Regions from separate parts of the Mus musculus genome. Here regions 2, 3, 4 and 5 are each linked to region 1. A link is a loop called in an ENCODE intact Hi-C map of the cell type or tissue named here. Cell type or tissue: left cerebral cortex. All regions are shown on one strand.

Region 1 (5,000 bases):
AGATTGCCATAGTCACATAAAAAGTCTTGCTCAGTGGGTACATACAGTACTAGAGATGGAGACAGGGGCAGCCCAGGGCTATGCTGGCTGGCCGGTCTAGCCAAAAGGTTAGCTCCAGATTCACTGAGAAACTGTCTCATAATAAAAGATGCAGAACCACAGAGGTAGACACCTAAGCTGCAACTCTGGCCTCACACATAAATGAACATGTAAACACGAAAATGATACACATACACTAAGACACAGACTGACAGACAGAAGTGCCAGGGGCTGCAAAAAAAGCTGAAGCCATTCCTGAAGATTAAGTGAAGGGTTTGCCCTGTGTGTCACACATCAAAACACACTAAAGGGACAGTAAGTAGCTTGGCTGGTTATCAGCAAGACACACAAATGACTCAAAAAAAAAAAAAAAAAAAAAAAAGAAGGCAGGAGCAGCAGGGCGGAAAAGCTAACCATTTGCAGGTGGTGCTGGACCATCACAGCCACCTGTAAAACTGAACTCAGCTTCACACTGAGAAACAGACAGACAGACAGACAGACACATGGAGACCACAGGCACCTCACCTCAAAAATGGAGTACTTCCTGAACAAGGCCATTCAGAAAGCTAAGCCATAGCTGGGAACTAGGACAGTGGTGAGCACCAATTAAAGAGTATTCCTCCAAAGCAACAAGTCAGGAAAAGAAAAGACAATCCGGGTCAAAATGGGTAACTCACACACAAAAAGAAAGCTAAGCAGCAGAACAAGCAAATAGTACAAAGTTCAACCAAACAATCCTACTAATATCTAAATACCTGACCTACTTGTTTTAGTGAGTATAATTCAATAAAACCATTTTGAAAGGCCACCTGGTATAATCCTACTGTCACCTCCAATGTTACTTCTAGAGTTCACATGAACATGTATTGTATCAGTCACAACAGAACAAACATGAAACAGAAAAACACAAACACACACACACACACACACAAAATGAATGAGAAAAACCAGCCACAACCTAATCGTCCATTTGCTGTCTGCTTGAAGAATGGAACCCCATAATTCGGAGTAAATCAAACTGTCTGCAACAACTTGGATGAATCTGTCCAGGTGTTTACCAACAGAAGACACACCCACACCACACGGAAAATGAATATAACGTGGAAACCTGTTGCCGTATTAAATTCAAATGAGGCAAACCCCAAATACTCGTGTGTGCTAGGAATGCACACACGATTGATAACCCTGCCAAAATAAAACCAAAAAAAAAAAAAAAAAGCCTCCTGCAGGAAAGAGGAATGGAGGTGCTTTGGAGGGACCAGCCTTGTTTTCATGTGTGGAGATAACAGGAGTCATTTAGCTAGCTCTCAGTATTTTTTAAACCGAATAAATATGCAGTTTTGTGTATATGGTATAGTGCAGCAATAAAAATTAATGATATAAAAATAATACAATAACTGGAAATGTTTAAAAACTAAGGTAACTCGGTGTTTTTAGCTGCTATCAGATGTAGTGGCCCAGACCTCCAGAGATTGAGACTGGAGGATACCAAGTATGAGATCAACCTGGGCTACACAGTGAAACTATACATATATTATTTGCGTATGTATTTGCAAAGCATAGTATAAGTTAGAGAGATGCAATGTGGAACAAGAGTACACTGAAAAGAAGCCACAGAATAGCCGGGCGTGGTGGCGCACGCCTTTAATCCCAGGAGGCAGAGGCAGGCGGATTTCTGAGTTCAAGGCCAGCCTGGTCTACAATGTGAGTTCCAGGACAGCCAGAGCTATACAGAGAAACCCTGTCTCAAAAAACAAAAACAAAACAAAACGCCACAGAATAGAGATGAACGCAAGCCGACTGATATTTGGTAAGGCAAAAGCAACAAAATTAAGGTCAGCAGTCACATGGAAAGTTGCACTAACAGCCCCGAACCAAGAGTAGCTTCGGAGCTGAAGCATCCAGCACTGCGGAAGGGGCGGGCCTGGCTGTTGTGGCCATGGCCCCACGACCCCCGAACGCGACAGCGCCCAGCGGCTGGAAGTACTAAGGTGTAGGGGCTAACGGCGCCAAAACGGAGCTGCGCGCGGCCGGCGGGAGAAGGGCAAGGTGCGGCGCCGGAGCCGGCGGGAGGCAGGAGCGGTGCTCCGGCCGGAGAGAGGCTGGCCCGCGTCCTCACCTCGTCCACGGTGCGGCGCGGGAGATGCAGCGTCCCGAGCAGTAGCTTGAGCTTCACGGCCGAGGAGAGGCGGTGGAAGCAGAGGCGGATGTTATCGATGACCGCGGCGGTGAGCAGGGACGCGATGCTGGGTGGCGCCCACAGCTCGTCCGTGGCGCCCAGCTTGTTGTGCAGCCACAGGCCGGTGTCACTCTCCCTCATGGAAGCCATCTTGGCGGCGGCAGCGCGCGTCGGCCGGCATCTTACGCGGACGCCTACGTGTCCCCGGCGAGGACCCCCAACATGGCGGCACCCGTTGGCGCGGGGCGGGGTCTCGAGTGCAACTGCAAATGGCCCCGCCTTCTGGAGGCTTCGAGCCGAGGCGCAAGAACAGGGAGTGGGCGGTGAGTCTCCGCGAAAAGAACTCTGGGTTTCCGTAACGCATGATGGCGGCACCTACTAGGGCGCCGGGCAATGCCGTAGCCATTTGAGTCGCATCCGTGTGTCGTCGAGATGTTCCGCTCAGAGTACCGCAGTGAGGCGCAACAGTTTGGTTTCCCGGTGTGCGGCTCATTGGAAGGAGTCCGGAGAGCGCGCTGGGCTCGTTCTCCACAGACAGTCTTGAATGGCCCTTGCCCGTCCTGCATACAGTGCTGCCTCAGGTCCGCATACAGGTCCGTTCCGTGTCGGGGATGTCACTAGGCCATTTCCCATGGTTATGTGGTCGCGATGGCTGTGGTTAATCATCAGGGCAATTGCAAAGTAGTTCAGAGTACGGTCTTTCAAAGGCTGATCCTCCACAGCTGCTGAGAAGCCTAAATTCACCCTGTAGTGTCTCTCTTTATCAGAACTTGACAGTGTAGTTCTGTCCATCCTTCGAACTCACTCTGTAGACCAAGCTGGCCTCAAATTCCGAGATCCACTTACCTCTGCCTCCCAAGTACTGGGATTAAAGCCCTAGGCCACTCACAAGGCAGTGTCAGCAAAAGTGGCAGTAGGGCACGACTCTGGTCACAGATATTTAGGAGATTGAAAAGGATCGGTTGGGCCGAGGAGGTAGAGGCCATCCTGTGCAAAATAGTGAAACGAATCTCTTAAAACACTAAGTATCCTGGGAGTGGTGGTTCATGTCTGTAATTCCTGGAATTTGAGCTCAGATAGGAGGGTTTGAGTCCATTTTGAGCCACAGAATGAAAATATATAACTAAATGTAAATTGTTTTCTCCTAATTGAAATATTTCATGAAGAGGGGAGAGCAGCTCTTAAGACTTAGCATGGTAATTAAATGTACAAGCCTGAGGAAACTTGGAAAGGCATAAGACTCACTAGGCCACTTCCCATGGTTATATTAACAACTATTGACAGAAGAGACTGTGGAATTGCCTGATTCAAGGGACTGGGAGCCTCAGGTATCCAGCATTTGGTGACAGCTGTAGTGGAGTGGTCTTTCCTGACACTTTAAGTTACTCAGACTTGCCTGGTGGTGGTGGCACACACCTTTAATCCCAGCACTTGGGATGAAGAGGTAGGTGGATTTCTGAGTTCGAGGCCAGCCGGGTCTACAGAGTGAATTCCAGGACATCCAGGGCTACACAGAGAAACCCTGTCTTGGAAAAAAAAAATGTTGCTCATCCTTGAAGTAGGTTTTTGCTACTTTGTGGGTTCTTTTTCCCACCCTTCATCCTCCCATCCATTTCACCCTCTATCATTAGATAGAGAAGGAAGGATAGAGGAGGAGGAGAGAGAGAGAGATCCCTGAATCTAGTTTCTTCTTTGAGCACCGCTACTAACAAACCACAATCCCCTCCCCCTGCTCCCAATGGCTAACAATCACCAACTCCACTTATCAGGGCTCTAGCATTTATATACCCTCTGAAAAATTCCCAGAATTTCAAATGCCACACAAACACAGAAACTATCTGCAGCTGGCAAAACCATGGCTCTGCTAATCAGTCAGCTGCTACAAAGCAGCCCCATATCCCCACACTTAATATTAAGACAAAAACATAATATTTCTGTGTTTTTTAAAGAAAGCAAAATATCAGAATTCTGAAAATTGCCACTACACATAATTGCCAGGTGTGGTGGTACACATCTTTAATCCTAGCACTCAGGAGGCAGAGTCAGTAAGGTTTGAGGCAAGACAGGTCTACAGAAAAAGTCCCAGGACAGCCAAGGCTACATGAAGGAAGCCTGTCTACAAAAATGAAGTGGAAACTTGAGGGTTCTTTGGAAATTCAGTTATGCTGGATGGTGTTTTGCTGGGGTATACATCTGAAGGAGTGTTTTCCTGAAGTGGACACGGGTGAAAGATTAAGGCAGACTCATGAAGGAACATTTGGCTGAAGCAGACACTGGAGAAAGGGTGTTCTGCTAAGGCAAGCATGTGAAAGGACACGTGATGAGGATTCTTTGATAACAAAATCCATGTGTTGATCTGCATTTGTTGGATTCCATAGACAGAAATGCACCAAAAAAATGTCAAGTGATATGCTGCAGTTTCTTGCTGCTTCAGTGGACTTGGGCTGATTGGCAGAGTGATGTCAGCTGAGACAGATGAATATGCTAAGGCAAGGCATATGCCAGCCACGTGATGTTTGGAGGATATAAATAGGCCTGGACCGACAGTTATAGGGCATGGTGGGGGGTGGAGCTTGGCTTATAAAGCTGGCTGTTTTGTGGTCTCGTGTCTTCAGTGATCTTCACTTCCCTATGAGAGGCACAGCCAAGTACTTCTGGTTTCCCTTGGGGTCCCTCCTGCCTGGCTGCTTCCACTAGGTAGGTAGTGCCACCACTGCTGATTCATGTTTGCTATCCTAACTACCAAACTGGACTGCTGGTATATCTGAAGTGCTTCCGAGTG
Region 2 (5,000 bases), 120 kb before region 1:
GGGCTGGTGGTTTGTACCTGGAAGTAACAACTGGACCCCAGTGACAGATACCTTAGGCCTCTGAGTCAGGGCTTGTGAGAAGAGGGTTCTTAACCACATCTTTGTCCTGTGTAGTTTTTATCTGATAGGGACCCTAGGTAAATAGAAAAGCCTTGCAGTGCTGCCCAAGAATCCAAGATCATTCCTAGGGAATTCCAGTGGCCTTTGCCTGGGTGGGACCTCAGCTGGAGGCCTGGGGAAGTCACTCTTGGGTTTGGAAAGCAGAATGACCGGTTCTGGGGAGTTTGGGAGTAGGAGGTCCTTCGTGGTTCTGCCTTGGTTCCGGGCCTTTCCCCAAGCCCCTCTTTGGAGACCGGGGCCACCTAGGGCATGGGAGGAGGGGCAGCCCAAGCTGCATTTCCACTTGGAAGCCCTCTTTATTTGGCCTGGGACAGAGAAAGACTGGGGTCAGAGTGCACACATCTCCATGGAAACAGCAATGAGCCTGGCCCCTAGGGGACCCTAGGCATAGTAGGGGGTCTCAGGTTTTTTTTTTTTTTTTTTTTTTTTTTTTTTTTTTTTTTTTTTTTTTTTTTGACGAAGGGGCCTGGGCCTATCTTTGGCAGCAGCTTTTACAAAGTTCCATGAGGCCTGGAGAAGCAGGCAGACAAGTGGACACATGGAGCAGCAGAAGAGCAGACTGAGCTTTTTCAGGACTCCAGGCTCCAGGCAGGAAAATACAGCTCGAATGTGGAGTCTTTAGAGAAGGGACAAGCCTTGGAGAGACCAAAGAGAAGTTAGCTGTGCTGTTGCTGTTCCACTCAGGGTCCACCTGGGATTTGAGTCCCGCCAAATTCTCTCCAAGAGAGTATCTCCTCTGATAGTCTCAGAACTCCGAGACTGCCAGAGCATCTAAACAGTGACCTATAGACTGAAAATCTTGACTTGGATGGTCTGGGAGCCTGCTGTGAGAAGTATGCAAACCTTAGTGGATGAATTGCTTTCTCCTCAGGATTCTACCTATGGAGTCCCATCCAGGCCCCTTTTCTGCCTGGGAGTACTAGAACATAATAGTCAGGAGCCCCTGGGTGAGGTTGTGTACGGAAGTGGGCTTATGAAAGCTCAGAGAGAACAGGAAGAGAACAGCGCCAAATACCATCCAGGAAAATTCAAATACACGCTCCTTACAGAACTGCAGGGTTTTCTGGAAAACAGATCTGGCATTAAGTAAGCTACATGGTATCTCACACATGCTGCAGGGATCTGAAAGGTGCTGGGGAGGGAATAAGGCAGTGGGCCTAGTGAGACAGAGAGGAGACTTATTCCCGACTGTGAGAGGAGTTTGTTCCAGGAGCACGTGGTAAGCACTGGCTAAGCATCTCAGTGTAACACACATCCTGCCTGACTCACCATAGTGTGTGGATGGAAAGTATTCTGGAGCCAGTGTGCCTTCGGCTGGCCCGATAGTATCAAGCAGTTGAGTCTGCTCCAGCTCATCTCTGCAATCCTGCCCCCAGGCCTTTCCTGGACTTAAGAGTCTCAGGGTTTCAGGCCTTCATGGACAATGCCTGGGCTTGAAGGTTTTTTTTTTTTTTTTTTCTCACCCCTTTCGATCCAAAGCACTAGACTAGGAACATTCCGAGGAATAGGGGTAGAGGTCTGTGGGCTGTGAAAAGCTAAGTGTCCTTAGTAATACAGCAAAGGGATGGGGCTGAGTCCTAGGTCAGCACCCAGAGTTGGAGTCTGGACACCACTGAACCTGACAACAGTAAGCAGTGGCAGGCACAGCGCTGACAGCAGGGAGCAGTGGGCAACAAGCAGTCAGTGGTCCGAAAGGGAGCCTGCCTCAGTCCTATGCTCCGATGCTTCTGGGGGCTGTCCTCAGGGGGCTGAGAACACTCTGTGGCTGGCTTAATCTAGAAAACTCCAGGAGATAAAGCCCAGATTTCTGGCCTCCTGAAAGGTTAGAGACTTAACTCATAAAGAGCAACTGGGACCTCCCAGGACCACCGCCCTTCTCCCGTCTCTAATCACACTTCTCCGACTCTGCGCCACGCGCACGCGCTTTCGCAAAGCACGCAAGCTACCCCCGACTCGCTGGGGCTGCGTTCTGATCCGCCCGCCGTAGCAGCTAGCGCATCTCCGGAGACTCTGCCTCCCGATGCCTTCCCAGGACACCAAGCGGTTCATCTTTGACAAGTGATTCTCCTGGGCTGTTGACAGCCCGCCCGACCGGGCGTCTCAGAACCTGGAGCGCCCAGCGAACGCTACCAGTGACGCGCGCCCCGCCCGCAGACGACTCCAAGCCGCCGTGTCCAGCTGTCCACGCAGGGAGGCGAGCAGGCTCCGGCGCGCCACGAGCTGCTCCCGCCAGCCGCTGGAGCTCGAGGCCGGGACGCTGGGCGGGGCCGCGGCCTCCCGCGCTCTTCTTCTGCCCGAGGCCGTGTGCCCGCGTCCGCGCCCACGCCGGGCTCCGGGGCCGCGCGCGGCGATTGGGCGGCGGGCGTGACGTCACCGCGCCGTGGCTCGCCGTGGTTGCGGAGCTGGCCGCCGCCCGCGCGCCGCTCGAGCAGCGGGAGCGGGAGCGGGAGGCGAGCGGAGCGGGCGCGCGCCGAGCTCCCCAACACCCGCGCTCGGGATCGCTGCCTACCACGCGCGCCCTGTCGCCCGCCGCCTGCCGCTCTCCGCGCGCGGCCCCGGCGCGGATTTGAAAAGCCCGGTCCGCGGGCGACTTGAGGCGGCAGCCAATCAGCAAAGCGCACTTTTCCCGCGGCTTCTGGGGGCGGCGGCGGCCCCGGCGGCTGCGGCGGCGGGCGGGAGGCGCGGGGGCGGGGTCGGCGCCGCGCGCGGAGAGCCTCGGCCTGGCCGCGCTGCGCCCGCCGCTGCCGCCGCCGCCGCCCCCTCCTGCCTCCCTGCCCTCCGCGGCCTCGCGTCCGCTGTCGCCGCCGCTGCCGTCGCCGGACAGCCGCTGCCGGACAGCAGCCGGAGGATGCGTTGCAGCGTAGGTCACTGGGGCCGCCGGCCAACCGCCGCGGGAACTAACCGCTGGCTGGGGAAGGGAGGCCGGGCCGGGAGGCCGGGAGATCGAGGCCCGAGGGCTGAGGGGGAGGCTTGAGGGGCTGAGGGCCGGGCGCCGGGGACAGGCCGGAGGAGGACGCGCGGCCTGAGGCGAGGGTGGAGGATCGGAAGGCTGGGAAAACGGGGCCTGAAGCGCCGGTCGGACGCGCACGGCCAGCGACGGCTAACGGGGCGGCGGGCGCGCGGCCATGTTGGGCCCGCTGGCCGGGGCTGCACCTGTGCCCGGCCGGCGGGCGGCCGCCTTTGTTCCCGCGGCGCCCGGCGGGCCGAGCAAGTCTTTGTGCGGCGCAGGGCGCGGGGCCGGGTGGCACGGTGGGAGGGGCGGCCGGGTGGACCGAGGGGCGCTTTTTGTGTGCGGAAGCGTCCGGCGTTGACACTTGGGACGCCGGCCGTTGGTCAGCGCGGCGCCGCGGTCGCCGGCCCTTGCCGGGCCTCGCAGGTGGAGACGAGGCAGGCTGGACCCGCGGACCCGCCCGGGGCTGTGGCCGCGCCTCACAGGGCGCGCTCCCTCGCCTGGGATGCAGCTCTCAGCCTAGAAGGCGCAGGGCGCGGCGAGCCGGACCGTGACGACCAAGCGGCTGGCTACTGCCTTGGTTTTAAATCTCGGCATTTAAAAGATGTTCGGTTTGAGTTTCGGTGAGAAGAAAATGGATGAGGTTGTTGCATAGGACCCGTCGCAACATTGAGCTTTTCTTCCTTCTCAGCTCAGGACGTGGTTTGACATTGACGACGAAACGGTATGAAATCGGATGGTCTGACGGGAATCATTTTCAGGTAGATAATTGGAGGGGTGTGTATTTTATAACGGACCCTGTAAAGAGACCAGCGGGAGTTCAGAATTAGGTTAGAGAAGTTCCTAAGTACTGCCAGTTTAATTCAAGACTTTGAAGGCCTTGACTTTTAAAGACATTGACTTAATTCTAAGATCGTGTGTGGATGTTAATTCTATTTTATGTATTTGAAATAAGATATCACTATAGAAAGTTAGGAAACATCTCACTTAGGAAGCTGAGACTTTTAACTGGCATATTTTCCATGTTTTAAGTTCTGGTACTTAAGTCGATGTAATACACACACACACACACACACACACACACAAATACAGAAAGTAGCATGGAGAGAGCAGGTTCTGTAAACACAGCTCTTTCTGTGTGTTCTCCCATTCCCCAGCACCCTGAGTTCAAATCATAACTGTTGGCTAGAGATGGAGAGGATTCACACTTTGTACATTCGCTTACTTTGAGTCATTTCCTTTTCTTTCCTTCCATTTTCTTCTCTGCCCAGCAGCCTTCATTTTTGGTTTGATGGCTCAAAGTGTGTGGACTTAATATTTGCTTGCCAATTTCTGTAAGCTTTTGTGAATGACTCTTACATATTCAGAACAAAAATCCTCCTCTTTTGGCCTCTGATTCTAAGAGTCAGCATATAGTGAATTTTTAAAAAAGTAATGGACAATTCTCATGTGTTCACAGATGTGATATATTCATTGTAATGTTATAAACTGGCATAACTCGAAGTTTGTAGGGACAAAGAGAAAAACAGTAAGACTACAAGTGAGAGTACTAGGTTATTTTTGTGCAACCACGCTATACAGGGCTGTTAAGCCACTGCCTGCAGAAATGTGAGGAACCAAAAGAAGACTTAAGTCAGAACTGCAGAGTGAGTCAGGCATTAGAGACCCTGTGGGTTCCTTAAGGAAGGAGTCTAGCTTTTCATCTATTCAGACATCCTTCCAAGAAGTACTCAGGCTTTAAAAAGGTTTACTCACACGGCAGAATGGGAACTAATTAGTTACTTCCTTTTTTTACAGTTTTGACAATTCAGTGTAAAACATGAATGTAGATGGAATTAGACTAAGATGTGCTGGTGAAAAGATAGGAAATGCTAGTTAAAGTGTCCAATATGAGCTGTAGGGATTGAGTTTCCTTACCAAGTAATAGCAC
Region 3 (5,000 bases), 280 kb before region 1:
GAGTTGCCAGGCTTCTGGGGCCTGACCTGGGGAGTAGAGCTGCTTTTCTGAGGCTGCAAAGCACATGCCCATGTAGTAGCCTGCAGAAGAAAAGACATCTCAGGGGAAGACCTGGATGCTGGGGGCTCTCCTCCTCCCATGGTAACCCATCTGAACACCACAGCGCTCTCCCTGTGCTTGGGGAAGGGAAGAGCTATTTCCTTTCTGTTGCCAGCCCTGAGCCTTGTCTTGGTAACCTAGGGCATGATTAGCTCCCAGGACACGTTGCTTTTACCCCTTCACCTCCACAGCAGGCCTGCCTCAGCTCTTAGCCAGAGCAATGGTACCTCATATTAGAGGAAAGTATTTGCAATTTACTACTATAACTTCACAGACAAAGCCAAGTAGAAATCAAATAAAATCAAAGCTGCTGGTTAGTGGTGATTCATGCTTTCTATCCCAGCACTCAGGAGGCAGAGGCAGGTGGATCTGAGGCCAGCCTCATCTACTGATCTAGTTCTGGGACAGCCATGGATACACAAAGAAAAACAAACAAATAAACAAAAATTTCCTAGAAAACCAAAAGGAAACGACTTTACATAAACTGACCACTGGCCTACTTGAGACAGTTCTTTGGGCTGTATCTTGGTATCTCAATTTTGCCTCCTCTGAGGAGGCAGAGCCAACATAGCCCATCTCAAAGCTGGGACACTGAACAAGAAAATGAGCAAGTACCCAGTGATAGGGCACCTTGCTAGAACAGAGAAACCAGTTTCAGAGCCCTGTTAACCCAACAGGGAGCAACTTGAACATCAAAATGATCTGCAGATGGTAAGGTACTGTTTGAGCAGGCTCCAATCTGCAAAAAACAATAGTAACTGTTTACTTCTAGCCAATTCACTACATGTTAAAATAACTTGTTATGTAGCAACAGAAGACAGCTCCACCGTCTGTCTGCTCTCAATATGACCTCCCTGAGTGACTTGTGCTTATTAACTTTGGGTTCCTTGTTCTGGTATGGGAGTGCCCACTGGACAGCCCTTGGTCAGGAGTCCTGCCTTAGAGCCCCACACTCTTGATATGCCTTGCAGTGTACTAACTAGGTCTCCAAACCAAACTACATGACCATGCCAACTCCATCTCCAGTTCTCCAAAGGAGTCCTCTCCACCCTCCTTCTTCTCAAAACAGATCTGAGTGTTTCTATTACCACACCTGCCTCTGCCTCTCTGGAGCCTAAGCAGCTGCTTCACACCAATCATTCCTGTGCCCAGAGCTGCAAGTATGACAGACAAGCAGACATGTGTTCTCCCAGATCTATCTTTCCCTGTCCCTGTAGCTTCCAAAGGTCTCCTTCATCTGGATCCCAGACTTCAATCACTGCTATATTCCAGCAGTTTCCCCAACCTTTCCTCCAATCAGCCAACAGATGGGCCTCTCCGAGGTCCCACTAGCACTTGGGGCACCACATACCATGGCCTTGGACAGGGCCATAGACCTAGCCCGGCAAAGGAAACGCTCCATTAACATTCCCAACCTTGACCGTCTTCATCTCTGCCTGCTCTTCTTACACCCACCTTCCCCTGGGATCTCTCCAACCCCTGTTGTAATGAAATCAACAGGAGCTCTTTCCTATAGAAATCGTCCAACATAGCAAGCAGGCTGAACGATTCTGCACTCCAGCCGCAGTGATGTCAAAGACTGGAGCTTAGCCCCACCCGAGCACCACTCGCAGGACAGCGCCAGGGCCGCCGCCTCCCAACTGGAAGAGCGTATGGTGCTCTAGAGCGCTCAGCTCACAGCCAGGGCTGCAGAGATCCCGCTTGCTTGTTCATGATCTTGACCGGCTTCTGCTCCAGTTCCTCACCCTTGGAGTCTCCAAGCGCCCGGTTAAGCGCCAACCACCGGCCGGCACACAGGAGGCTCACCTAACGGCAGCAGTGAGTGACACAGTAGTGTGGCGGAAGTGCGGCGAAGGTGGTAAGGTACGAAGGCGGCGTCCTCGCTGCCCAGCCAGCCCGACAACAGATTCTGCACTGTGAGCCCGGCCGAGTAGAACTCGTTGGGCGTGAACACGAAGCACACTGCGAAGACCAGGTAGGCCAACGTGAAGGTCACCTCAGGGCTGTCCATCCCGCCACCGCTCACTGGGCCGTGCAGAGGCAGGAGAGTCCAGTTCTGGACAGTTGGTTTGTTGCCGCAGCCACCGCCGTCAGATCGCCCGCGGGGCACTCTGGGAAACGGAGTCCAAGTCCGGCTACTGGCGGGGCATCCTGCGAATCTGAGCGCCTCCTGTCCAGGCACCCGCAAAGCATTCTAGGAAATGGAGTCCCCTCCTCAGGCTGCCCGCGGGGCACTGTGGGAGACAATTTCCCTGTTGGGTTGACCCGAAGGGCACCCTGGGAGTCAGAGTCTCGCGAGGCCGCCCCCGGCATTCTGAGTGGGGAGTTCTCGGACCCTACGCTGACCCACAAGCTGTGAGCCGCCCAGACACCCCCCGTAAGGGTTCAACTTCTCCCTTACAAACAGCTCGGAGGAGACACTGCAACTGGGTCCATTTAACAGCTGAGAAAAACCGAGCCAGGGCGAACTGGTTTCCAACCGCATTCGCGGCCGACCATGAGATTTTCTGGGCCATGATGGCTCTCACAGTCACTGGCTACCAACAAGCCCTCTCGGCCCCCGATGCTAGACCACAGTTCCCATACGCCCCAACGCTCCCACTGTGCCCTCAGTCCCGGAAGCGGAACTCCCTGCGCAAGAAGGGCGGGACCAGTATGGCTTGCAATTGGCCACAGGTGGCTCTACGGAAGCCTCTTCTCCAACGCGCTGATTGGCTGTGGAACGCCAACTTTCGGTATTTGAATCTGGGGCGGGCGTAGCGGACGACGTTCCGGGACTGCGAGAGCGGACCTTGTTGGGGTTCCTTCGGCTGGGTTTCTCCTGCTCCGTTTTCTTAGCGCGAAGCGGGCACGGCGCTCCTCCCTTGCGGTGGGCGTCCGCGCGGGCCCAGGGCTTGGCAACCGTAGTCAGGTAAGGGAAACGGCGATTTTTTATTTCCCTCGGGCGCAGGGTGGGGATCAGCCCCACGGAACTTGATTCCTGCGAGCTGAGTTACCGTTCCTGTCTTCCGCAGCTTCGCTCTCTCCCTTTGTTGAGGACCCACCCCTCACTCCAGCCTCCTCTGTTCTAAACTCAGGGGATGCACCTAGCCTCCTAGGCAGGACAGGAACCTGCCCGTGGGCTGGGCTTTGCAGGCCGGCCTGCCAGTGATCTCGGTCTGACCCAGTTGATGGCCTCCAAAGAGGCCGTGCTGGTTCCTGTTCTGGTCGAGCGTGTCGTGTAGGAGAATCGCGTCTCAGAGCCAGGGACATCCGTCGCCCCAAGTCTCTTACTCCATCTTTTCTGCGAAACTATTCTGTCTGTCGTCTGTCTTCCTGAACCCAGGGATATTTCTTGTTCCTGGGTCTGTGCCTCTAAGTCCTCCTTCCGTACAGCCTGACCACAACTTCAAAATAAATGGCTTCTCTTGGAAACGCTTTCTTTCCAACTCCAGATGGTCCTGATAAGTTTCCCTTCTCTATTGCATCCTTCTCTGAACAGAGTCCTTTAAGGCTAAGGCCTTTTTCCTCAACTTTAGCTACCAGAATGACCTCATGCCTATACCTATACAATTTGGTTCAGCAATGCATATTTCCAGTCATGATCGCTTGATTGTACACTTCTGTCCATGCACTGTTCGAGGTGGGAGATGTTTCTTTCTCCTTCAACCTTCAAACTTCACCTCAGAGACCATCAGTCAACTTGAGCTTTATCATCTCCCATAGGTGATTTGACCCCATACTTGTTCTCAGAAGGACAGGTGCAGCAGCAGCAACAAAACTTCCTATGTTCCCTGCCCCACCCCTAGTCACTCCTGCACCATGAAGACATCAGAACAAGAGGAAAGGCCCCTTGTGGGTGGGACCATCTCTGGGCTGGTAGTCTTGGGTTCTATAAGAGAGCAGGCTGAGCAAGCCAGGGGAAGCAAGCCAGTAATGAACACTTTCCCCCTTTCCCCCTTGATCACTAATTGAGAAAATGCCTTACAGTTGGATCTCATGGAGGTATTTCCTCAACTGAAGCTCCTTTGTCTGTGATAACTCCAGCTGTGTCAAGTTGACACAAAACTAGCCAGTACAGGTTCTGATGTCTTCTTGGTGCAGGAGTGACTAGAGGTGGGGCAGGGAACATAGGGAAGTTTTGTTGCTGCTGTTGCACCATGGCCTCTGCATCAGCTCCTGCTTTCTGACCTGCTTGAGTTCCAGTCCTGACTTCCTTGGTGATGAACAGCAGTATGAAAGTGTAAGCCGAATAAACCCTTTCCTCCCCAACTTGCTTCTTGGTCATGATGTTTGTGCAGGAATAGAAACCCTGACTAAGACAGAACCCAAATCTGGCTTGTCAATTTTTGTCTCCAGGAACTCCCTCCAGGAGCTGGGGACATGGCTCAGACAGTATTGTGCTTGACAAATGAGCATGAGGACTTGACGTCAGATCCTCAGCACCCACCTAAATTGTGTGGTGTGGCTGCACCCATTTGTAATCCTAGCACTGGGAAGGCAGACTGGAGGATCCCTGGAGCTCCCTGGCCAGATTGTCTTGCTGAATTGGTGAGCTCCTGGGTCAGTTAGTCTAACAAGGTGGAGAACAATTGAAGAAAACACCTCCTGTCAACCTTTGACCTCCCCTTCACACACACCTCCAACCCTCATCCCATCCGAAGCAAAAGCTGAACCGATTGTTCTGCTTTCTTGCCTGAAAGACTTCACCTGAGGCTGTACAGCCCAGAGGCCTATGCTTGTAAATTCCACATCCATTTCAGTGCCCTTTCCTCATGCTTTCTGGGAAAAAAATCCTAAACATTGCTCTTGATTTGTTTTCTCTACTTTATGACCTGTGTACCTTGCTGAGCAACCTAGTCTACCTCTCTTTTGCTAAGGGAACCTCTGGTTCTGTCCCTCTCCCTCATTTCCTCAAGGCT
Region 4 (5,000 bases), 61 kb after region 1:
CATGAATGTTCAGGTGTAGGGTCCAGGGCACCCGTCCCCACTCTGTCTCTGAAATCTTGATAGACGTCTTTACCCCTGCCAGGCTGTAGGCAGGCACTTCTAGGCTCCTGGAAGGTGCATTCAGCTGCAGGATGTGAGGAAGCCAAGCTGGGTCTCCTGAGTCTTCCTACACACCCAGGCAGAGGAGTGTGTAAGCCATCGTGGGGAGCTCGGGAGAGGTAGAGTGGCTCTAGGCTGCTGCTTTATTAAAGAGGACCTTGATGCCACCCAGGAATGGCCTAAGGGAGAACGGCAGAGGGCGCCCCACGACAGGAAGGAGGAACAGGGCTAAACAGGGCCATGGATTGTCCTGCTGTCTGCGCAACTCCTAGGGTAGTATCTTTAAGTCTCCAAGACCCTGGGCTCCAGTCTTGGCCCCTTCACGCTTTCAGACGGTTCCGATGTGTTGGTTATAGCGCAGGCCACCATCATGGCCATGGGGGCGGGGGCGGGGTGGGCAAATGATTATAGGAGGACCGGGGCAATGGAAGGAATGGTTAGGCAGACCAGGGAATGGGTGCTCTGCAGAACTGAGGGGGATTCTGGTCGCGCTGATGTGAGTCTTGCAAATCCCCTAGGCCCGGAGGTGCAGAAAGACGAAGGAGCAACTCTGGTCAGGGGTGTGGAGAGATACCCTATAGGCACCGGACCATTTTGTTGCTTCTAAGGCTTACAGGCTTCAGTGACCCGCAAACCTAGGGTCCTGAGTCAGAACTTCTTGGCTCCACCAGATGGGTCCTCAATGCTCAGCCTCACTTTCCTCGGGGCCCTTCTGCCTGACTGTCCTCAGCCCTTACAGGCCGGCACTGGTCCTGCAGACCACCCAGCCAACCTCGGGACTCAGGAGAAGTCAATGTGGCTAGTCGGTGCCCCGGCCTGTTCAGATACTATCAGTGAGTTCCTTTGAAATATTGAGAGATTTAGCATCAGTGTCCAGGAAGGTCGCCTCTGGGACCCAGATAAGTCCCACTCCCCCGCCCCCGTGTCTCGAAAACAGTGAGGAAAATCCTCTCTAGCCTGACCCTCTCCTTCTCAGTCCCCTTGTGCTGACAACCCTGGCTGTTTGATTACCCTACTCCCAGGTTCCATTTGCGAGACAGGCCCCTTCAGTCTCTAGGTGACCTTAGCCGTTCTGCTGGCTCCAACAATGGTGCGGCATAACGCAGACTGAGGGTCCTCCGGCCCGGAGAGGGTCTCCGCGAGCACGAGGATGATTCGGCTTTGGGGGTGCCCATTCCCGTGACCTAGGAAAGTGGATATGCCACTACGCATTCCCCACTCCATGCGCGCCCTGTCTGCTGCGTCTGCACGTCTTGCTCCGGGGGACTGTGAGACCGCGGCTCTGAAGCGAGCCCCCGCTGCACCTGCACCAAGGCCACGGGGCGCATGCGCGGACCGCGGAAGGCGGGGGCCGAGCCGGGAGGGGTCCTGCAATTCCGCAGGTCCGCTGCCGGGAACGGTCGGGTGTCAGATTGGAGTGGGGTGGGGTTCGGCTGTCAGGCAGCGCGTGCATCAAACCACATTTCAGCCGCGTCCTCACTCTCTCAGTCCGTTCGGCCCCGGCCGCGGGCTCGGAGGGCGCCTGCCAAAGGAACACGGGGCCCCTCACGAGGACTTCGGCCGGGCGCCGCGTACAGACAAAGGGGTGGGAGATGGAGACACTTCCGTGATTACTGCCAGCGGCCGCGGAAGAAGAGGACGCTTTGCTGCAGGAACGCAGGTCCGAGCGCAGCGGCAGCTTTGCGGGAGCTCAGGGGCGGGGTAGGAGGCGTCCATCACTCTCCGACCTCCTGGCGAGCCTCAAGCCCCTTACGCAGCGCCTCTCTGAGCACCCTGTCCCTGCTGTCGTTCACTGAGGACCACTTCCTCGCACGCTCTCCGTTCGGCCCCTCCGTGCTCCCGCGGTCCGCCAGCCACGCAGCCCAAGTGTGCCATCGGGCGGGCGCAGAGGCGGCGTCTGCTCCCACCCCCGAGATCACATGGTGACCCTCGGCAGCCAATGCAGTGGACGCTAGGACCCTGCGGGACCCCGGGCGCCGCGACTGCACCGGCGCCGCTGCATTATAAATACTTCTCCAAAATGCGGCGCAGCTCCCTGCGCGCGCCCCGGCCGCCCGCCGCCTCCGCCCTGCGCCCCTGAGCCGCTGCCGCCGCCGCTGCCGCCGCGGGTCCGAGGGCGCCGCGCCCTTGCCCTGGGCTCGGGCTCTGCCCGCTGCCGCCGGCTCGCGTCCTCGCGCTGCGCCGCCCGGCCGGGTGCATGCATTGTGGGCCTCCCGACATGGTCTGCGAGACGAAGATCGTGGCTACGGAGGACCATGAGGCACTGCCGGGGGCCAAGAAGGACGCGCTGCTCGTCGCCGCCGGAGCCATGTGGCCCCCGCTGCCCGCCGCGCCCGGGCCGGCCGCCGCACCCCCACCCGCGGCAGGTCCCCAGCCCCACGGAGGCACCGGGGGCGCGGGGCCGCCGGAGGGGCGCGGCGTGTGCATCCGCGAGTTCCGCGCAGCCGAGCAGGAGGCGGCGCGCCGCATCTTCTACGACGGCATCTTGGAGCGCATCCCCAACACGGCTTTCCGCGGCCTGCGGCAGCACCCGCGCACCCAACTGCTCTACGCCCTGCTGGCCGGTCAGTGCGCCGCGGGGGGCGGGGGGCCGGCGGGGCTGCGGCAGTCCCGCACCGGCCCGGCTCCAGCGGGTCCAGCGGACCCCTCCGGGGACCGTCGCGCTTGACTCTCTTTGCCTTCCTTCTGGGTTCCCATCTCGGAGCCCCGGTGCCGCGTCGGTACGCTGGACCGGTTGGGAGGAGACCCGCTTGCACCAGCGGCGCAGCGCTCCGGGCTTTCGGCCAAGGCTCCTGGGCCGGGCGTGGGAACCAGCGCGGGCTGAGTGCAGGGCGCTGCGGACTGGGAAACACAGGGTTGGCAACTCAGTCCGCGGCGCCCGTTCTTTCCGTCGCGGGGCATCCCGGGTGGGGGCGGCGTGACAGGGCAGGTAGCGCTGCAGCTGCGGCCCGGCGCGACAACTATATATATAATCTTTGGGCGGGGGAGGCCGCCTGAGGCTCAAGTGCTAATTTATGACGGGAAGACAGCCAGCTCCGCGGGGAGCCAGGGAGACTGTTCGCCAGAGCCAGGGATACAGGGAGGATACCCTCTGCTGTCTGAAGCACACCCCCTCCCATTCCATGCCATCCCATTCTGCAGATGAGGAGCTTGAGGCGACTCACCCAAGGTCATTCGGAGGAGACAACTTTTGCTCTTGTGCGTTTTTTTCCTCCTCCACAGCACAAATGAAGTTGGAAACGGTGTGGTGCTTGTCGCCCGACTCTGACAGCCTAGTGGGCTCTGAAGCTGCCCAGGGAGGGCTCTAGTTGGGTGCCTTCTCAGCCCGGCGCAGGATGACCTGCTTGCATAGGCAGTGTCCTGGTGTCTCTGTCCAGCTCTTTGACTTAGCACCAGGCTAGGTGGAGTAGGCAAGAGACCCTTTGGAAACTGGGGGAACCAAGGGCTGACCAGCACTGGTCTGGCCTAGGCTGTATTGTGGACCTTTGTTTCAGGTTGTGAAGGTAGCAGGTGTTTACGCCAGAGAGCTTGGAAATGAGGAAGCGTAGAGAGGGACTGCGGCCATGACTCCTACACAGAGAAACAGTCCCTGGTGGGGAGCACCCCTAAGCACTGATTTACCAAGGTGGTTTGGACTCCGGGTGCCGTGGGACCTACCCATGTCCAGCCTGGCCGCGTGCCTCTCTGCACCTGCCACCTCACCTGTGCCCCCTTGCCTGCAGCCCTCTGTTTTGCTGTGACCCGCTCACTGCTGCTGACATGCCTGGTGCCGGCCGGGCTCCTGGCCCTGCGCTACTACTACAGCCGCAAGGTGATTCTGGCCTACCTGGAGTGTGCGCTGCACACGGACATGGCTGACATTGAGCAGTACTACATGAAGCCACCTGGTGAGTTCTGGAATTCTCCAACTCTGCCTACTCCCTCCCTCTTCCCCTTCAGGCACAAGAGGGCCTAAGCTGTGGGATCCTGGTGTTCTGAGTCTTCTGAATGACTGAGGCTTCTAGCTAAGGGTGGCGTGTCAGCAGGGGAGAGCCAGAAAGAAGTCCTTCCCTTGGTGGCCTGGCTCCACTGTGTCCTCTGTTGGACACCTTTTCTTGCTACCTGCCGTTTGTTTGTCTGTTATGGGGTGAAGTCCTGGCTGGATCTTGAGCCAGCCGAGAGTGCTCAGGGTGGAGGAATCCTGGGTGACACAGGAGATGTCCCAGGGAGCAGAAGATTGAGCAGGAGCCCAGGCCTTACCCGGTCTCCTGACTAGAGTAGTGAACCACAAGGTATTATCCCAGACCCCAAGGCTTTCTGTAGAATGAGGGTCTGGGACTCTGGTCTCCAGGAGCTGGAGACTGGTTGGTCTCTCTGAGGCAGGCCATGAAGCAGGCTGGGTTGTGGGAGCCAGAGGAGAGACATTTTAAGGTGTGAGGGGATGACACAGGGGGCTGGCCAGAAAGAACCAGGTCTATTTCAAGGAAGGGCAGCCTTCTTAGCCTTGCCAGCTATAGTTTTCTGCCAGCTTCTCCCCAGCCATCCCATCTTGTACCCCAATGCCCTGTTTAGCTGGCCTTGGTGCCTGCTGTTTTCCTTGGCCCTTACCCACATTCAAATACAGCTTCCTGTCCTCTGCAGGGTCCTCTACCTACCTGCCTCTGCTTGGGAAGAGAAGGTGGGAAATGGCTGAAGCGGGTTTCGGTAGATAGCTTGAGTAGATAGATGGGTGTGGTCAGAAGTTCCTGTCATGTGCCCTCAGGGGTTAGAGTGTGGCAGCTCTTGCTAATCCTTGGACATCTGCTGGGTTTATAGGGTTAACCCAGCCTCTACTGGACAATGAGCCTGACACCAGGCTAGCCAGCCCCTACAAGAAGGGAGAGAGCGAGAACAAGGAGTTTGGATGGGAGGAATTCTGACGG
Region 5 (5,000 bases), 150 kb before region 1:
AGGGTTAAAATACTCTTGGTTTTGATAATTTGCTAGAACAATTCACAGGACCCAGCAAAGTCAGTTTATCACAAAGGACACAAGTGAGTAGTCAGAGGAGACATGGGATATGACCAGGAGAGACCTGAACAAGGCAGGTTCTTTTTGCAGTATTCTTTCCTCGGGCCCACTGACCACTCTCTACTCCCCGCCTCTCTGGAGGCCCCACTTCTCTTCTCAGGCAGGTAGAAAGAGCTCCTTATGAGTAACAAACCCATTGATATCTATCACTCCCAAAGCTTTAGGAGTGTCAGACCCAGGGAGAAAGACTAAACGTCTTTGCCTAATTTTCTGATTTACTCCTGGCTTCCAGGAGACCTTTACTTCTTCCCAAGCAATGTCCTTCCCCTGGCATTCATGCAAAGCCTCCAGGTCGAGTGCACCTCGCAGCTGTCAAAAGCTGCAGGAACTTGTCTCACTCCAAGCCAGTCCTCTTTTGCCTACCTGAGCCTTGACTAGTCCTAACAGGTTTACAATATGGCATGGTAGCCTCTAGACTGGATGCTCTCCCACACACCCCAGGATCATTCAATCCCGCTTCCACATACCAAGTGTCTTCCTCTCACCAAGAACAGCACAGAAAGGGGAAAGGAAAGGATCTTCAGGGTGGACACTTGGCAAGCACACTTCCGCTGGGGAACCAGGTCAACTCAACATCAACAAGAGTAGCTGTGGGGCCTTGGCTTCATGAGATGAGCAAGGCACACTTAAAACCTCTCCAGGAACCCATCAGCAGAACACCAAAAGAGAAATCTTACAACACACCTGACCTAAGCACTCCTCAAAACTGTCAAGGTCATGGAAAGCAAACATAACCTGAGAAACGGTTACAACTTGAAGAGCCAAAAGGACAAATGTAATGTGGTGCCATGGAAAAATATAACGAGAAAATCAGAATAAAGTATGTCACACAAAAGTGAAGAAGAAGGTAAGTACTCAAGAATAAAGAACACTTTGATACAAAGTTGGCCTCAATTTATCCTCTAAGACTAAAAAGTCAGGATGTCCATCCTGTGCCTGTTGGCTCTGGGCACATCATTACAGGGAGAGCAGGGGCTTGCTACCCAGTAATGCTCTATTGTTCCACATCTAACCAGCTGACAGGAGTCTAACCACTGTCAGGGAAGCAGCATTTTTGTTCCAAGGGAACTGGGTTAACTAAAGAAAACATTCTTGTGCCTGGAATAATAACACACACACACAATATCAACTAATTTGAAAGCCATAAACATGCCAGAGAAATAAGAAAAGGCAGAAGTACATTATGGTATCCTGAACAAGTCAACAGGTAGACAGCGCTTATAGCAGAGACAGCTTGAAAAACCACACCAAACCCAGGGACACTCTGCTCTTTCCACGCATCCTAACTGGTTTTGCTGTTTGTTTTTAAGACTGGATCTTGTGCCCTGCCTGGCCTGAAATTTTAAATGGTCTGGAGTTCAGAGATTCACATGCCTCTGTTTCCAGGGTGCTGGGGGTAAAGGTGTGTGCCCCCATGCCTGGCTCCACACCATACCCGACTCTCCAATACTGTTAAGGTGACAAGAACTGTACTTCTACCAAGAAACCATAAGGTCTTGGGTCCCACTCTCACAGGCTGTTTCAACCTTACAAATAGGACACATATAAGTTTCCTTGGAAAGCACGGTCATCAGCCACCCCACCCCAGGGAGTGGCCCACTAAGCTGGCATCAACCACAACCCAATCTCCTTGTCCCAGAGTTCTGGCTTCCAAGCCTGAACTGGCCAAAGGGCAGGACAGGGCTCGATTCATCTTCGAGGGGAGCGGCAGGGAAGCCACGGCCCTAAGGAACTTTCTCAGCGCCTCGGTCGGCAGCAGTGACCTGCGGCGACCTGGGCAACTAAGGTCACAGGAAGCTGTCCAGCACAAGCGGCTCAGAGCGGCCCGGTGCTTGTCATTGCCGCGCTGCCTCGGGGCACGGAAGGGGGCGTCCCGCGCTGGCTCCCGGTCGCCCACAACAGGTCGTTTGCGCAGCACCAGCTTACCCCGCGGGGAGGCGGCCCGAGGTGGCGCGAGGCGGGCAGGCCCCCGGCCCCGGCAGCTCCTGAGCAAGATGGACGCCATGCGCCCGCCGCGGCGGCGTTCTATAGCTGCCTCAGCTTCCTCGGCGGATCTTGGCCGTCCCGGCGCCTGGGCCCAGCCCGCGCGGACGGTTGACGGCAGAGGTTGGCTCCGGCAGCAAGCGCTCAGCTCAAGGACCCGGCATCCGCAGCGGCCATGTCCCGGCACAAACGTCCGTAGGCGCGGGGCGGAACAGGCCTGGCCGGCACGGCTCCCATTGGCCCTGCGGCACCCGCCCTGGCCAGGTGAGGGGCGAGCCCGCCCAACAGACTACAAGGCCCAGCGTGCATCCGGGAGGCTTGCCTCTCCCGACTACAAGTCCCAGCGTGCGCCGAGTCTTGGGTTTTCTTGATGAGCTCAGATCTATCTGGAGTTCCTCTTGCATCTTAGCAGTGCCTAGCTTCTGATTTGGGGCTGCGGGCACAGAGGCGGCAAAAGAACTGGCATCTATTTTCATAACTACTAAGCCCTATATTATACTAGCCCATAGCAGATGGCTCATGGGACTTTAAGGAAGGGTGGTGGGTAGGGAACATAACTCTGCGAGGCTGTTAATTGGTCCCACCTCCTTGCTTCGCGTCAGGACGAGCAACCTTAGTAGTGGGCTGCACTCCTGGCAGGTCCCCTCTATGGTAGCTCACAGCCACCCCTGCCCACTCCAAAATAGACCTGGCAGCATCCTCTTCTTTAAAGGGTGGTGGCTGGAATGGCAGGCTTCAGGATTGTGGAAACCCAGGACTATACACACTCTGGTGCTCCAGAGCAGCCACCCTCTCCACAGATCTGTATCCCGACCCAGGGACACCAGACCGTTCCTGGAGACTTCCCTCACTGCTTTCCACCTCCTGCCTTTGTGGAATGCCTTTTCCGTTCCTTCTACGTTCCTGTGGGAGTGAACTCAGAATAGTAGGTGAAGATCTTCAGTATGAGGTTAATGCATTTTTTTTTTTTCTGATGAACAGGTGCTCAAGTCCTAATTCCAGCTGGCTCCCAGCGAGGACGCTTCACTAGTATCCCAGCACAGCCCATTGGGAAGAAGTAACCTATCTGGTCATTTTCTGAATCAGAACCTAAAAGCTGGGCCAGTGTAGGCCAGAATCCCTATCTCAGGACTCAGGTGGCAGAGAATCTCCTAAGACGTTTGGAACCTCTCTTGTGCACACGGTAATGTACATTGTGGGCATCAGATACAGAATTAAGTCAAGTGTAGGGATTCCCTGAAAGGGCTGATGACCTAAACCAAAGAACTGAAGTTTCTTAGCCAAGCTGAGAAACTTCCACCAATAAGAACACTTGCCTGACCAAAGAGGAGGAGGAGGAGGAAAGCAAAGCCAAGCCAAAGTAGTAATGACAACTGAGGAATACCGAATGGCTGAGAAGCACCTAAAGAAATGTTCAACATCCTTAATCATCAGGGAAATGCAAATCAAAACAACCCTGAGATTCCACCTTACACCAGTCAGAATGGATAAGATCAAAACCTCAGGTGACAGCAGATGCTGGTGAGGGTGTGGAGAAAGAGGAACACTCCTCCATTGCTGGTGGAATTGCAAGTTTGTACAACCACTCTGGAAATCAGTTTGGCAGTTCCTCAGAAAATTGGACATAGTACTACCTGAGGACCCAGCTATACCACTCCTGGTCATATACCCAGAAGATGATCCAACATGCAATAAGGACACATGCTCCACTATGTTCATAGCAGCCTTATTTATAATAGCCAGGAGCTGGAAAGAACCCAGATGTTCTCAACAGAGGAATGGATACAGAAAATGTGGTACATTTACACAATGGAGTACTACTCAGCTATTAAAAACAATGAATTCACCGGGCACTGGTGGTGCACGCCTTTAATCCCATCATTTGGGAGGCAGAGGCAGGCAGATTTCTGAGTTCCAGGTCAACCAGGGCTACACAGAGAAACCGCCTCAAAAAAACAAAAAAACAAAAACAAAAAACCAACCAACCAACCAAACAAACAAACAAAAACTCCAAAACAATGAATTCGTGAAATTCTTAGGCAAATGGATAGAACTAGAAAATATCATCCTGAGTGAGGTAACCAAATTGAAAAAGAACACACATGATATGCAGTTGCTGATAAGTGGATATTAGCCCAAAAGCTCCAAATAACCAGGATATAATTCACAGATCACATGAAGCTCAATAAGAAGGAAGACCAAAGTATGGGTGTTTCAGTCCTTCTTAGAAGGAGAACAAAATACTCATAGGAGCAAATATGGAGATGAAAGTGTTGAGCAGAGACTGAAGGAAAGGCCACCCAGAAACTGTCTCACCTGGGGATTCATCCCATACACAGTTACCAAATCCAAACACTATTGTGGATGCCAAGAAGTGCATGCTGAAAGGAGCCTGATATGGCTGTTTCCTGAGAGACCCTGCCAGAGCCTTACAAATACAGAGGCAGATGTTCACAGCCAACCATTGGATGGAGCACAGGGTCCCCAATAGAGGAGTTAGAGAAGGGACTGAAGGAGTTGAAGGGGTTTGCAAGGAAGAACAACAATATCAACCAACCAGACCCCCACCCCAGAACTCCCAGGGACTAAGCCATCAACAGAGGAGTACACATGGCTCTAGCTGAATATGTAGCAGAGGATGGCCTTGTCATGCATCAATGGGAGGAGAGGTCCTTGGTCCTAGGAAGGCTTTATAGATGCCCCAGTATAGGGGAATGAAAGACAGGGAGGTGGAGGCGGATGGGTGGGTAGAGGAACACCCTCATAGAAGCAGGAGGAGGGAGGATAGGATAGGGGGTTTCCAGGAGGGAGGTGTACTGGCTAGTTTTGTGTCAACTTGACACAGCTGGAGTTATCACAGAGAAAGGAGCTTCAGTTGAGGAAATGCCTCCATAAGA

Evidence for each region. Hi-C counts contacts between places; a loop is a spot of excess contacts. Peaks named below come from ENCODE experiments on the same cell type or tissue, not always from the same donor. Only the 100,000 strongest peaks of a DNase experiment are listed, where the experiment ranks them.
Region 2: a loop joins it to region 1, with 6 times the contacts of the local background. A loop is called at or near these places in 10 of 42 quality-filtered maps.
Region 3: it touches region 1 in a loop (3-fold over the local background); 10 of 42 quality-filtered maps call a loop at or near these places.
Region 4: a loop joins it to region 1, with 9 times the contacts of the local background. A loop is called at or near these places in 3 of 42 quality-filtered maps.
Region 5: it touches region 1 in a loop (3-fold over the local background); 6 of 42 quality-filtered maps call a loop at or near these places.

What each region holds. Positions count from the first base shown.
Region 1 is chr5:33,933,868-33,938,867 of GRCm38, forward strand. It overlaps Nelfa (negative elongation factor complex member A, Whsc2), which reads right to left and starts at 2,404. Exons shown (of 11, transcript NM_011914.3): 1 at 2,159-2,404. The coding sequence starts at 2,368. In left cerebral cortex, no CTCF peak of the experiment used is centred here; DNase peaks (open chromatin) are centred at 2,540 and 4,777; H3K4me3 peaks cover 2,331 bases; H3K27ac peaks cover 1,256 bases.
Region 2 is chr5:33,817,898-33,822,897 of GRCm38, forward strand. Gm52782 reads right to left here. Exons shown (of 2, transcript XM_030254959.1): 2 at 2,967-3,589. The coding sequence ends at 3,221. It also overlaps a transcript of Nsd2 not described here. Among named protein-coding and RNA genes, the nearest start is that of Gm52782, 5.6 kb to the right of the region's middle. In left cerebral cortex, CTCF peaks have their summits at 2,134 and 2,674; DNase peaks (open chromatin) are centred at 1,360, 1,799, 2,116, 2,609 and 2 more places; H3K4me3 peaks cover 2,807 bases; H3K27ac peaks cover 1,926 bases.
Region 3 is chr5:33,655,718-33,660,717 of GRCm38, forward strand. It overlaps Tmem129 (transmembrane protein 129), which reads right to left and starts at 2,260. Exons shown (of 4, transcript NM_026698.3): 1 at 1,906-2,260; 2 at 1-80. The coding sequence starts at 2,110. It overlaps Tacc3 (transforming, acidic coiled-coil containing protein 3), which reads left to right and starts at 2,411. Exons shown (of 15, transcript NM_001040435.3): 1 at 2,411-3,010. In left cerebral cortex, a CTCF peak has its summit at 2,871; DNase peaks (open chromatin) are centred at 2,309 and 2,707; H3K4me3 peaks cover 2,623 bases; H3K27ac peaks cover 1,626 bases.
Region 4 is chr5:33,994,548-33,999,547 of GRCm38, forward strand. Nat8l (N-acetyltransferase 8-like) reads left to right here and starts at 1,437. Exons shown (of 3, transcript NM_001001985.3): 1 at 1,437-2,663; 2 at 3,822-3,986. The coding sequence starts at 2,297. In left cerebral cortex, CTCF peaks have their summits at 284 (motif pointing right), 2,659 and 2,860; DNase peaks (open chromatin) are centred at 284, 944, 1,463, 2,018 and 3 more places; H3K4me3 peaks cover 4,336 bases; H3K27ac peaks cover 3,043 bases.
Region 5 is chr5:33,780,428-33,785,427 of GRCm38, forward strand. It overlaps Letm1 (leucine zipper-EF-hand containing transmembrane protein 1), which reads right to left and starts at 2,290. Exons shown (of 14, transcript NM_019694.2): 1 at 2,047-2,290. The coding sequence starts at 2,125. In left cerebral cortex, a CTCF peak has its summit at 2,054; a DNase peak (open chromatin) is centred at 2,386; H3K4me3 peaks cover 2,001 bases; H3K27ac peaks cover 1,439 bases.